2 separate regions of the Homo sapiens genome follow, and region 2 is linked to region 1. The links are chromatin contacts, found by Hi-C or POLR2A ChIA-PET in ENCODE. All regions are on one chromosome and are shown on one strand. Each heading gives the region's core, a stretch centred on a gene start or an enhancer-like site at or near the end of the contact. The rest is flanking DNA. Distances are from core to core; before and after follow the strand shown. Region 1 overlaps LRIG3-DT (LRIG3 divergent transcript). Region 2 overlaps LRIG3-DT (LRIG3 divergent transcript).

Region 1 (5,913 bases), core at 867-3,366:
AGCCACTTGACCGCTCCAATCCTCAATTTCTTTTTCTGTAAAATGATCATAAAAAATATTAACCTTACATAGCTATTGTGAGGATGAAATAGATTAAAATGTGCAAAAGTACTTAGCATGATGCCCGACTCAATAAGTCTCCTTTCAACACTAAAATGATGTTAGAGACTGTAGTTACATTCCAAGTAGTTCACAAAAACCAAGACAGCCACACTATGTAACAGAAATATGTCTATCTCAATGAAAAAAAAATAAAAGAAATCATATTGTTGCCACATGTCTAATTAATGCAACATAGGAAATAAAAAATTAAATAAATGAGGAATTAAAGTTGTGTTCCTACATGCAACTTAAACATCTTGATTATTGGTGCTTGAAAGAAAGGTATATTTCGTAATGAAAGTTAAAAGTCCCTGAAGCTTTTCTAGTGGTTTTTTTATCTAATAAATATTATCATTTTCCAGGCTGGGCACTGGAAAAAGGGAAAAAAAATTATGCAGTGAGCAAATGAAGATGGGAACACTTCACTCTTGTTGCTTACAGTCTGGTGAGGGAGATATTTAAGAACAGATTTATACTTTCAGGCTGAGATAAGATCCCTGATGATGCAGTGAATAGAATGATGGAGATAATGATTTCCCTGGATGGTGGAAAAGGAGTAAGGACATGGTAGGGAATCCAGAACCAACTGACAAAGGCAGAGTGTTTATATGTGAGAGTGATCTATGGGATAAAACGTTAACTGACTTGTAATTGGTGAAAACAAGAGTGAGGATTTGTTGGTGCTTCCCCACAGGGAATGACTCAGGAAGGGAAAGAATGAAATGGTGAGGAGATAGTGTTTCTCCTACATTGTGGCTAAACCTGGGAGGGAGCTGAGTGCAACCAGTTGTTTGCATGTAGAGATGTATGTTTGTGAGGCTGACATTGGCCACTAAGAAATGAATACAAAGGTAGTTGATCCCAGAACAGTATAGATGACCTGTTTTGGAAGAATACAAATATACATAAAGCATGCCTGGACAATAACAGTATTAGCAATAGGGCTGTACCAGAACCATGAGCTTTAGAAAGGATAGTTACAGTCAGCAACCAAAAAAAAAAAAGGATGTTTTCTTTACATGAAAAATGCTTCAAACCTGTGTGAGTAATTCTGGAATTTTCAATAAGCCCAGTTGTTATAAGGAATGACTCACTCTTGCCTAATAAGTGAAAGAATGAAGTTTTAGAAACAAAATCATCTGTTCCCCAGCCGGAATGGTTTATTTCACAACTGAAAGTTTAACATTAAACAAATATAACTCAAGTCACAATGCAATGATGATTGATGTTTTTCATCAACATCCAATTATCATTCCATCAAACACTGTTGTCTGGGCCAAGTAAAACATAGAGTATGCATCTAGAAAGGGTTATTCTCTACACCTTTTCAAAATCACTTGCAGGATATAACTACACTTACTGAATTTCTGACTTGTTAGAGCATGTCACAGGGAACCTCTCCAAGTGAATTTGGGTGTTGTGTTATCGCGTGTGCTTTCCAAAGTATATTAGTTGCTTTTGCTATTTGAACTTAAAAAGGAAGCCCCTTTCATTTCTTTAACTTACTCCTTTAGAATAATCTGCATCTGTGTTTTCTTTGTCTTTTGTTAGCTGTGAAGGCAGCTACTTAGGTATCAGGCATGATGGTAGGCTGTGGTGTGAGGTCTTGTAGGAGGTGAGGGAAACTGGTGGGATTTCAGGAAAACAAAAACAAAATAAAAACATCCCTTTGACTGGGCTTCAAAGGAAGCCATCACATTCAGAAACAGCTCTTCAAGAAAACACAATCACTTCCCATTTTGTTCTGTGCTAAGCCAGTGGTTCAAAAGAGGAGTGATGGATGGCTTGGAGACTGCTGTAGTTAAAAAAAAAAAAAAAAAGAAAAAAAGCCTCACATTCCCAAGGATGCCTTTTGTCCCAGATCACTCTGCAAGCAGCTCCCTCAAAGAGCCAGGAAGCTTTCTCACCAATTCTCAACCTTCTCTCCTCTGGGAAGGCAGCAACAGCTGCTTCACCATCAGGAGTGACTTGCTGAGGAAGACAAAGAACGCACCTTTCCTGTCTGAAACTTCAGGGAGGGCTGAGCACTGAAATAAAATTAATTGCTCAAATTGGAACTTGGCCAGAACCCCAAGGCTAACAACGTACTGTTACAGGAGGGGGAAAAAAAGCTTTAATGAACTTAGGAAGAAGAGATCTAAAAATTATATCAAAACAGACAATACAACTTTTCCCGCCATGGCTTATTTCAGCAGGGAGTGACTTGGAAGGGAGGTGGGAGGGAAGAGTCTGGGTCTCCTGGAATTCTGGCTATCCAAAATCTGAATGAAATCATTGACTTTGCCTCACTTCTAAAAACTTGCTTCAACCTAGAATGATAATTAGGAAGCAGATCTGGTTTAATGTATTATTAATTTAATCTTAACCTTAGTTAAAATTCATAACTTCCTATTAAGGACATGGGTTCCTGTTGAACTGGCCTATCCCAAAGCTTATGAAGAATCTGTAAGATTGCACAAGCAGCATGCAGAGGCCTGAACCTAGCCCATGACAGGTTCTTCTCCCATCTCATCAGAGGGCCTCTGAGCACCGTCCCTGAGAACACAGGGAGAGGAGCACGCAGCCATGCAAATTTAAATTTAATTCCATTCAGCCAGCATTGGTGGGCCAGTTGGGTGCTAAGAGATGTTCAGTATCAAAAAGAGTATCACAGACAAGAGATGTTAATGAACCACTTTGGGCTTGGGGAACAAAGAGATAGGTAGCCTGTGATTTGAACCCAGAACATTAGAGGGAACCAGTACTGAGAGCACTGACTATAGAAATCGGCTCAGAAAGCACAGCCAGATGCACCAGATACAGCATACAAAGTTCAGAGATGGTCTGCGTGCATGTGCAGGATGCAATGTTTGCCTAGTGGAATAGTGGTCTCCCAGTGGCTGGGTATGGCCGATGACAAAGGACCCAGAGCAGGAGATGTTTGGCAAACAAGAGCCCTGGAGGTTATCATTAACTCTTTCAACAAATACATATATTGAGCATCTACTGTGTTATAGACATTGTGCTTAATGCTGGGGATATAAGTGATCAGCATGGTGGACACTGCTATCTAGGAACTTAGTTCACAGGGAATAGTAAGCCAGCGAAGGATCTGAATTTGTGGGCCAGATTCTAGTCTCCTCAGCAAGTAAACCAGAGGCCAGCCTTCATGTTGGAGTTCCCCATTCTAGATGGTGACAGGTTACAAATAAAGAACTAAAAAACAGGAAAATCAGTCTGCTAGATAACTAGTAGGCTTTCAAAGTAGGTTTCTCAGAGCTATCAAATGCCCCTGCATTGGCAAAGAACAGAGAGAAGAAAGAGGAGGGCTTCATTTGGACCAATATATCTATATACTTTCATCTGGCTTCCTTGTAAATAAACGTACTTTGTCCTGGTTGAAGAATACATTTCCTAATGGAGTGATTAAAATATCAAAGTAATACCATGCTCCAAGTTTGTCATTTAATAAATGGCAAATAAATGAAGCTTATTTATTTATTTAATAAAACAAATAATTCTTATGTATTTATTTTAAAATTAATAAGTGGCAAATAAATAAATTTTATTTCCCTTTTAGTAATTTTAAAAATACATAAATTGTATATATTCTATAAATATTTATCAAGCATTTACGATGTACTAGGAACTGTGCCAGATCCTCTAGATGCCAAGATTAAAATAACAAAAGTCCTGCCCTCAAAGAACTTGTAGTCAATTGGAGAAGACAGACAAGTAACTAGCTATTATAGCTATGCCTTAGCTGCCTTTTCTACCTCCATCCCTATCCTACTGGGATTCGAGTAGATCCAAGGTAGATTTAGGTGCTAGAGGTGAGAGTTCAGGCTAGACTAGGAAATCACAATGAAGGTGGACTGAAGCAGAAAGATCCACTTCAGAGTGAAATTGAGTTAAATGCATCAAGTGATTCAAAGGCTAAATTGAACACTAAGGTGAAGAAACAAGCCCAAAGTCTGCAATACTGGGTAGATCTAGAAGAAAGTGAGATGAAAATTGCAGAAGGAAACTGTGTGTGATAGAGACAGAGAAGAAGGTTGATCAAAAACTGAAAATATAGCTTATTGATCTCTAGCTTTATAGGGTTGGGAGGCTAGGCAAGTTTAGAAAAGTCAATACAGGGTAAAATAAAGACAAATGTATAAAGCTCTGGGAACATAAAGGAAGAGGACAGACCTCATTTGTGATGCAGCAGAGATGGTGAGAGTGGGCTTGTGGAGGTCTTCACAGATGAAGCAATGATGATTTGATTCTCTAAGCCTGAGCAGGAGTTAGCCAGACAGGGGAAGAAAAGGGCATTCCAGGCAGAGGCAACCCCCTATAAAATCACGGCAGCTTCAGAAACCTTGTCACAGTTGGCTTGATGGCTGGGCTTCTTAGGAGCAGCTGGAGATGAAGCTAAACTGAAGGCAGGAGTCAGATTGTTAATTTCATTTTAACTCTTTAATGAACTAGTTTAGGGAGAAAATTTTCATATTTATATAATTTGGATAGTTAACCTATAAATCACAAACTTTTAGATTCAGGGATAGTATAGAAAGTATCCAATAAAAATGTTTTTATTCACTCCCTTAAAAATAAGTTTCTATTTAGTCCACCATAAGCCAACTAGAATAATCTGTGACTTGCTAACAGTTGAATTTCGCATCCTTTCTTAGGAAAACATTAAATCTGCTTAGTTCAGTTAAAAAAGTGAACATAGCCATTTTCATGCCTCCTGATGAAATTATGGCCCCTTATATGATCCCAATACTTAATCACTGTTAAATATAAATTTAACTGCTGAGGGTTTAAGTTGCAAGGCTTGTATTTTTGGGTCTTCAACCTCTCATATATTTGTTTCCTCAAATTTTTCTGACTTTGAAATTGCATGAGATCGATTAAGTCATTAGCCACAAATTAAAGATTTGCCACAAGATTCTTCAGTCCTTTGTAGGCTAACATGTTGCTGCTGGCTGTTTATGGAGCTAATCTTAATCCAACATCAGGTTGCACTTGGTTACTGTTCCATCGTTTAATCAGTTGTTTGGGTGCTTGTGGTGGTGGTGGTGCGTAAAATACTGTTCTTAATTATAAAACTCCTATCCTTGGATCAACTTGTCCCAGATAACATTTGTTTCATCTTTATGCACATTCTTTTAAACATTACCAAATGTGCCATCACAGAAAATCACTGATTAAACATTTGGAACAAGTAGCTGGAATCATTTGGTGCTAACAGCAGCCAAGGCAGAGATGTGTGTTATGCAAAGCAGGAAACTGTGAGCACTTTCATCAGGTCTATTTATTGTTCAGCTTAGTTTATACTCTTTATTCTGGATGAATTAATAATAATCCTTTAGAATCACAGAGCACCTTTATTATAAGAATACAAAGCATTCTCTCATACCCTCTCTCTACTCATTTTGCAACATCCCCATAAAGCAGGAAGGGTCAGGTATTCAGACAGGAAACCAAAGCAGACGCTAAATGACTTTCCCCAGGACATATGGTTAGCCACAGACAGAACCATAACAAGAATGCGAGTCCCTTGACATCAAGGTCAATGTTGATGCCATCAGACTGGTGGTTCTCAAAGGATGATCTGTGAAGCCTCTCAGCTTATCCATAGTCTGGGGGTTGTGACGTTAAAGTAAGCCTAAAACACTTCCACTCATTGCTGCCATTAATTCCACACAATAAACATCTGGGATGTGACAATAGCTGTAATGCTGTTTGCTGATGTGAGGTCTCCCATCTTCAAAAAACATAAAAACAGTCCTTTCCTTGAACTTCCTTTGTGGGCTACTATTCATTTCATTCACTTCTTTCTTT
Region 2 (5,913 bases), core at 1,494-3,993, 39 kb before region 1:
ATTTTTATCTTTATTTTACAAATAACAAAACAGGCTTAGAGAAAAATAATAATATACTCACATTCACACAGCTAAAAGCCACAAAGCCAGGATCCAAACCCAGATCTGTTTATCTCCAAACTCAAGTAAGTCAAACTCTTTCCATTTTTTCACATGATTTGGATTTTATTACAAATACAAGGAGTTATTAAAGATTCATGAATAAGGAAAGAAAAGGACCAGGAAAGATATCTGGATTAATTGTATGAATGTGTTGGCAGGTGCAGAGATTAAGATGAAGAGACAAAAGACCATGAAGATTAGCGCCAGGCTAGAGTCACTGAGAAAAGCAAAACATTGGAGAGAGATTTCAAAAGTAAATCCTAAGTTTAAGATGTAGTAGATCCATTTGGTTTATTGGTCACAAGTCACAAATGATTTTAAGGAACAGTGCCTGTGAGAACACTGGTGTCATTTATCAAAGTCATAGTCTATCTGCCTTCCTAGAATACGGAAAATGGAGATTAAACTTTCTCCTTGACACATTTGTAGATTTTTTTAAGTACACAAATCAGTATTAGGAAAATTACTTTGTTTCTGTTAAACAGTAGAGTAGTGCCTCTCAATTCAATAGTCATGGGTATTTATTTTGTGCAAGACTACTAATTCAAGTGAGTCTCATTCATAGTGAACAGTATTTTGGGTTTTACCAGTTTTATAGATGGGTTTAATCCAGTCTGCACCTCCATAGCTAATGAAATGCCTGGTTTACATAGAGGAAGGTAGAATCCATGACAATGGATTCAAGATCAAGTTGTGATTCAAGGAGCAAAAACGTGGTATGGCTTCCTATCTATTTTGAACATGTTACTGAGATAAATTGATTTTTGGCTGGATGCGGTGGCTCACGCCTGTAATGTCCAAGACTGAGATGGGCAGATCACTTGAGGTCAGGAGTTCGAGACCAAACTGGCCAACATGGTGAAACCCCGTCTCTACTAAAAATACAAAAATTAGCTGGGCATGGTGGCGGATGTCTGTAATCCCAGCTACTTGGGAGGCTGAGGCATGAGAATCGCTTGAAACCAGGAGGTGGAGGTTGCACTGAGCTGAGATCTCCCCACTGTACTGGGTGACAGAGCGAGACTTCGCCTCAAAAATAAATAATAAATAAATAAATAAATTGATTTTTAATATTGCCAAAGGCTGATGAAATCTACAATATAATAAGATAAATGCTTGGCCAGGTGCGGTGGCTCACGCCTGTAATCCCAGCACTTTAGGAGGCCGAGGCAGGCAGATCACAAGGTCAGGAGATCGAGACCATCCTGGCTAACACGGTGAAACCCCGTCTCTACTAAAAATATAAAAAATTAGCCAGGCGCGGTGGCAGGCACCTGTAGTCCCAGCTACTCAGGAGGCTGAGGCAGGAGAATGGCGTGAACTGCGAGGCGGAGCTTGCAGTGAGCAGAGATCGTGCCACTGCACTCCAGCCTGAGCGACAGAGCGAGACTCCGTCTAAAAAAAAAAAAAAAAAAAGATAAGTGCTTTAAAATTGTTAGCACATTGGAAGGTTCCAAAAGCATAGTAGAATCAGAATTAATTGAATAAACTAAATGTTGAAAGAAGTGTCTTAATATTTAGAACTCTTTATCCATTGGTGGTAGAAACTTGTCAGAATAGCTTCGATCATTGCAGTACTGTGGCTCAAAGATAGATTGGATAAAGTAGTAGAAATACTCATAGTATATATTCCATCGGACAAAGAGCAGATGGCTGGAGTGGTCTCCAGTGCATGTCTGCTCTTCTCTATTACCATGTAATGTTTACCTGTAGAAACAATGGTCTCTTCCAAGCCTAATGATGATGATAGAGGTGATAATCCTAATTTATTAAACACCAATTACATGCTAGGTACTATACTAGCTATATCACATATGTTTTCTCATCTTATCTTTAAAATGATCCTCTGATGAAGACACACTGGCTCCTTACATAGAGTAAGAACATAAGTTGCGGAAGTTTCAAAAACTTGCCCAATGTCACTTGGCACAAAAAGTGGCATATCTGGAATTGAAATACAGGCTTATCAGACTCTAAAGCATGAAATCCTTATTCTACTCCAGGTAGGCTCTCAGTCCTAGCTGCATATTATAATCACCTGGGAAGCTTTCACAAAATTTCAATGCCCAAGCCTCTCTGCTAGAGATTGATTTAATTTGTTTGGGGTAGACCCAAGTATAAGCACTTTTTAAAAATCTCCCCAGGTAATGGCAGCCAGTGCTGACAGTCACAGTTGTGTACCATGCTAGCAATCAAAGTGTTATGAGTCTTTGGGAATGTTATTTGAAGGGGAAATAATAACCTTCTTATGTCCATTCTTTTCGCTTTCCACCCACCTCTCAAATGCACACCCTACTTTCAGGTTACTGAACAATAAAAAACTTTTAATTATTCAGTTTAGTTAAATAACCTAAAAGGTCACAGATAATATTCAAGCTAGATCTTGGTCCCCAAAGAGAAGGTCAAGGTACTAGGCATCAAGTATTTATTAGTGCATCTTCAGATTTTTCAACACAGAATTCCAGGCAAACGTAATTCTGTCTTTAGGAAAAGCATGATGTTAGTGTCTACATGCCATTTTTAAAAAATCTTAATGCATAAAATGTGTCTTAATATGTCTGAGTCATCACTCAGACTTCCCATTCAAGAGGTGCAAAACCATGAACAAAAGAACAAGGGAGAGGTAGAGGAGAATGATCAAGCGAATAAGACTAATAGGCAGATCAGAACGACAGCAGCAAGTGGCTGGTGAAACACTCACGACCCCAGGGTTCTAGGAAGATTTGACTGCATATTTTGGTACCAATGTTATGGAGAATTTTTCTCCTGTTCTAGAAGGAGAATAGCTTCTAATGAATATACCGTTCTTAGTATTTGTTTTTATAACTTTATTTTTCCTCAGTGTCGGAAGCACTCATTTCCTTTATTTGCCTTGCTTTTTCTTCAATCCTTTTCTCTTTTTTCCTTCCTCTTTAAATCCAAACCACAAACATGCTCTGTTCAAACCTGTGTATTTTCGAGAACACAGACACACCCAAGCTGATGAAGAAATCGAGAGACAGGGCTAGGAATGATTTCTTAATGCTTCACTAGGTGCCTGGTTCTTTCTTCTCCATAGCTGTTTCACTGTCAGACAAGTAAAAGAGGAACCTCAAAATGATGACCTCTTCCCCAGCCTTCTGACAGTCAGACTAGGTGGCAAAGACAGTGATGCACCCCAGAAACTCCCTGGGGTTCTAGAGACCATGACAACCCTTCTCCTCCCCTCTGGGACTTTCTTTATCCAGAAGAGAGCCTGACATTTTAGCCATACAACTCAGATTTTACACACAATTGCTTAAGAGGAGAACGTATACCAGAAATCAGAAACATGGAGTTCGGAGAAAGAGTTCAATAATTGAATTCAGGCTGATTATTTATCTGCTATATGGACTTGAGAAATTGTTATTTAAATTCTCAAAGCCTCATTTTCCTTATCAGTGAATAGGAATGAAAACATAACATGCTTATATGGGTTGATATGAAGATTCAAAGGGATATGTCTATAAAACCCTGAGTATACTCCCTGTTCATTTGTACAAAACGTATTTATTAAAAACCTAACTGAGCCAATCATGATTGGAGGTGCTTAGGATTTATCACTGGATAAAACAGACAAAACAACTTCCCCTTGTAGTGCTTACATTCTAGTAAAGGGAGACAGCAACAAAGGGAGCAAAGGAATAAAATGCACTAAACCTTACATGGAGACTAAATATATATTATATGTCTAATATACAGACAGCTTTCAGTAAGTGTTAACAAAAATAAAGTATAATGCCTCAAATTATTAAAACACTTGCTAGGTAAAAATATCAAGTATGTTTTCTCATAACCTCATTCTATAGAAGCTTATGTAACAAATACATTAAGCTAGATATAAGGAAATATTGCATCTTCTAAACTTTTAAAGAAGTGTTTGAGACAAAAATCTAAGGTTCAGTAATGTTGAATCGGCTCTTAGATTGACGTCACAAAAAAGAACCACATGTGCAATTACACTAAAACTATTCCCCAAAGCTTGTATAACTCTTTGGGTTGAGGCCGTTGGGAACCAATCCCTAGCTCTAAGAGACTCCATCACTATTTCTGCTTGAGCCACACACAGATGTGGGCAGCTAGCTAACACTGTGTGTGTTGTGCTATATGGAATTCCTTGCTTAGTCTCACAAAGACCTCCCACATTTTCAAGGCATTTAAAGTTTCATCTCATCAGCAAGCATGACCTTGTCTCCATCACCTCAGTAAATGGATGAACGTTGCATCAAACACTGCCCTAATCTTTTGCATGATTTGGAAAAGTCTGGTTTGTAAGCTAATAATAAACAATGTATTTTCCACTTAAAAATCAAATTTCATTATATCCATGAGCATGGCTGTGTGAACGCAGTGGACTCCCTATAGAGTCAGAACAAGGTTTATGAAATGAAATGACCCCTAAAAAGCCATGGTCCAAGGCATCATGGAAACATAAGCTGGTCACATACAAACAAGCTGGGAACTTTTGTTTTTAGGAGGCCTCTACAGGAAACACTAAATCTGCTGCTAGATTTCAGCAGCTGCATCTGGCAGGCTGTAGCATGCATTGCTTTGCTGTTTGGCTTACTTTCTGGCTGGCAGAGCTCTAAGGAGGATGTTAGCAGCCAAACAGGTTTGAGCTGTGAAACTATGAGTTCACGTTAAACATAGAATTTACATAAAATAAACTAAGTCTCAGTAAATAGGATTTATCACTTCTAGGAAGGGAATATGTGTCTTCGTCTTTTTTCCCCCAGTATTAGCCTCCTAAATGTTTATAACTTGATTTTTTCCCATGTATCATATACCCACTCCTTCTGCCTCGTTCCAAGAATACTAAACTTTACAACCTCTTTTGTTGGGCAGGCAATATCTCTGTATTTTTATCTTTAAAACAGATTACACCTGGGAGGGGCAACATAGCACAGTGATTAAAGTTGAGTATTTAAGCCAGAATGACTTAAACTGCTTCGTAGGTGTGAGACTTTGAGCAAGTTATTTAAACTCTAAATCTCAATTTCACCATCTATAAAATGGGAGAGATCTGTCTCATATCTCTGTTGAGAGAATTATGAGATAATGTATAAAGCATTTAGCATACTTCCTGGCACATGGGAGAGATTTAAGAGAGCTTGCTTTCTTTTTGGAGGATTAATTTGTGAATAATTGCAGAGGGGATCATTGCATGTGGTTCTAAGTATATGAACACATTTGCATGTAAGCTGCAGTAGGTATATGTATAATACATATGTACCAGATTGAAAGTAGTTCGGTGGTTTTAACATAAAATGGATATAATTCTGATTGAGGGGGCCATTCTGTTCTTTCCTTCCCAGAGCCCCTTTGAACTTTCTGACCCTATATTATTTTGCAGAGGCAATGACTGGAAATTCCCTTTACATCCTACTCAACCCTCAACAATTCTATCTTGTGTTTTGCTTGTGATTTCAGGAAGACACTTATCTCTGTGCCCAGGAAAACACTTTAATTTGCATCAGTCCTCTAGAGTGTTGACTTTCCAAACAAGGTTTAGAAGAAGTCAGCTGGTTAAGAAAAATATCTAAGCCAATGAAACATTGGCTTTAAATTATTTTAGATCATGATCAAAGTAGTCAATCACCAAGAAACTATAAAAGTCATTTGAAATATATGTTCAAGATCCCAGATACACCTATTTTTATCCTGAATTACATAGGCTCAACAATTCAATTTATTTTTTAAAAATTCATTGAATATCTGTTTGCTCAAAAATATATTTCTTTATGACTGCAAAGATATAATGAAACTTAAGTTTACAAAACACTGTAGTTAAAA

What was found. Hi-C counts contacts between places; a loop is a spot of excess contacts on that map. ChIA-PET counts read pairs that join two places held with the same protein, here RNA polymerase II (POLR2A). Pooled maps may share reads with other maps.
Region 2: a map of mammary epithelial cell shows a loop between it and region 1 (6-fold over the local background). The contact joins two enhancer-like sites. A Hi-C loop is called at or near these places in 4 of 168 maps with a recorded cell type or tissue (Calu3, MCF 10A, endothelial cell of umbilical vein and 1 more) and 2 of 50 pooled maps. POLR2A ChIA-PET finds 5 or more read pairs at or near these places in 6 of 52 experiments (AG04450, BJ, GM10248 and 3 more).

The regions. Positions count from the first base shown.
Region 1 is chr12:59,036,879-59,042,791 of GRCh38, reverse strand. All of the region lies in intron 2 of LRIG3-DT (LRIG3 divergent transcript), which reads right to left. Among named protein-coding and RNA genes, the nearest start is that of LRIG3-DT, 120 kb to the right of the region's middle. Within about 2 kb of position 2,116, at least 6 of the 41 ENCODE cell types and tissues checked have a DNase peak (open chromatin) inside an H3K27ac peak, as active enhancers do; they include mammary epithelial cell, where a contact is called at or near this core.
Region 2 is chr12:59,076,446-59,082,358 of GRCh38, reverse strand. The region is part of intron 3 of LRIG3-DT (LRIG3 divergent transcript); the gene reads right to left. Among named protein-coding and RNA genes, the nearest start is that of LRIG3-DT, 160 kb to the right of the region's middle. RefSeq lists an enhancer at 116-285. Within about 2 kb of position 2,743, at least 2 of the 41 ENCODE cell types and tissues checked have a DNase peak (open chromatin) inside an H3K27ac peak, as active enhancers do; they include mammary epithelial cell, where a contact is called at or near this core.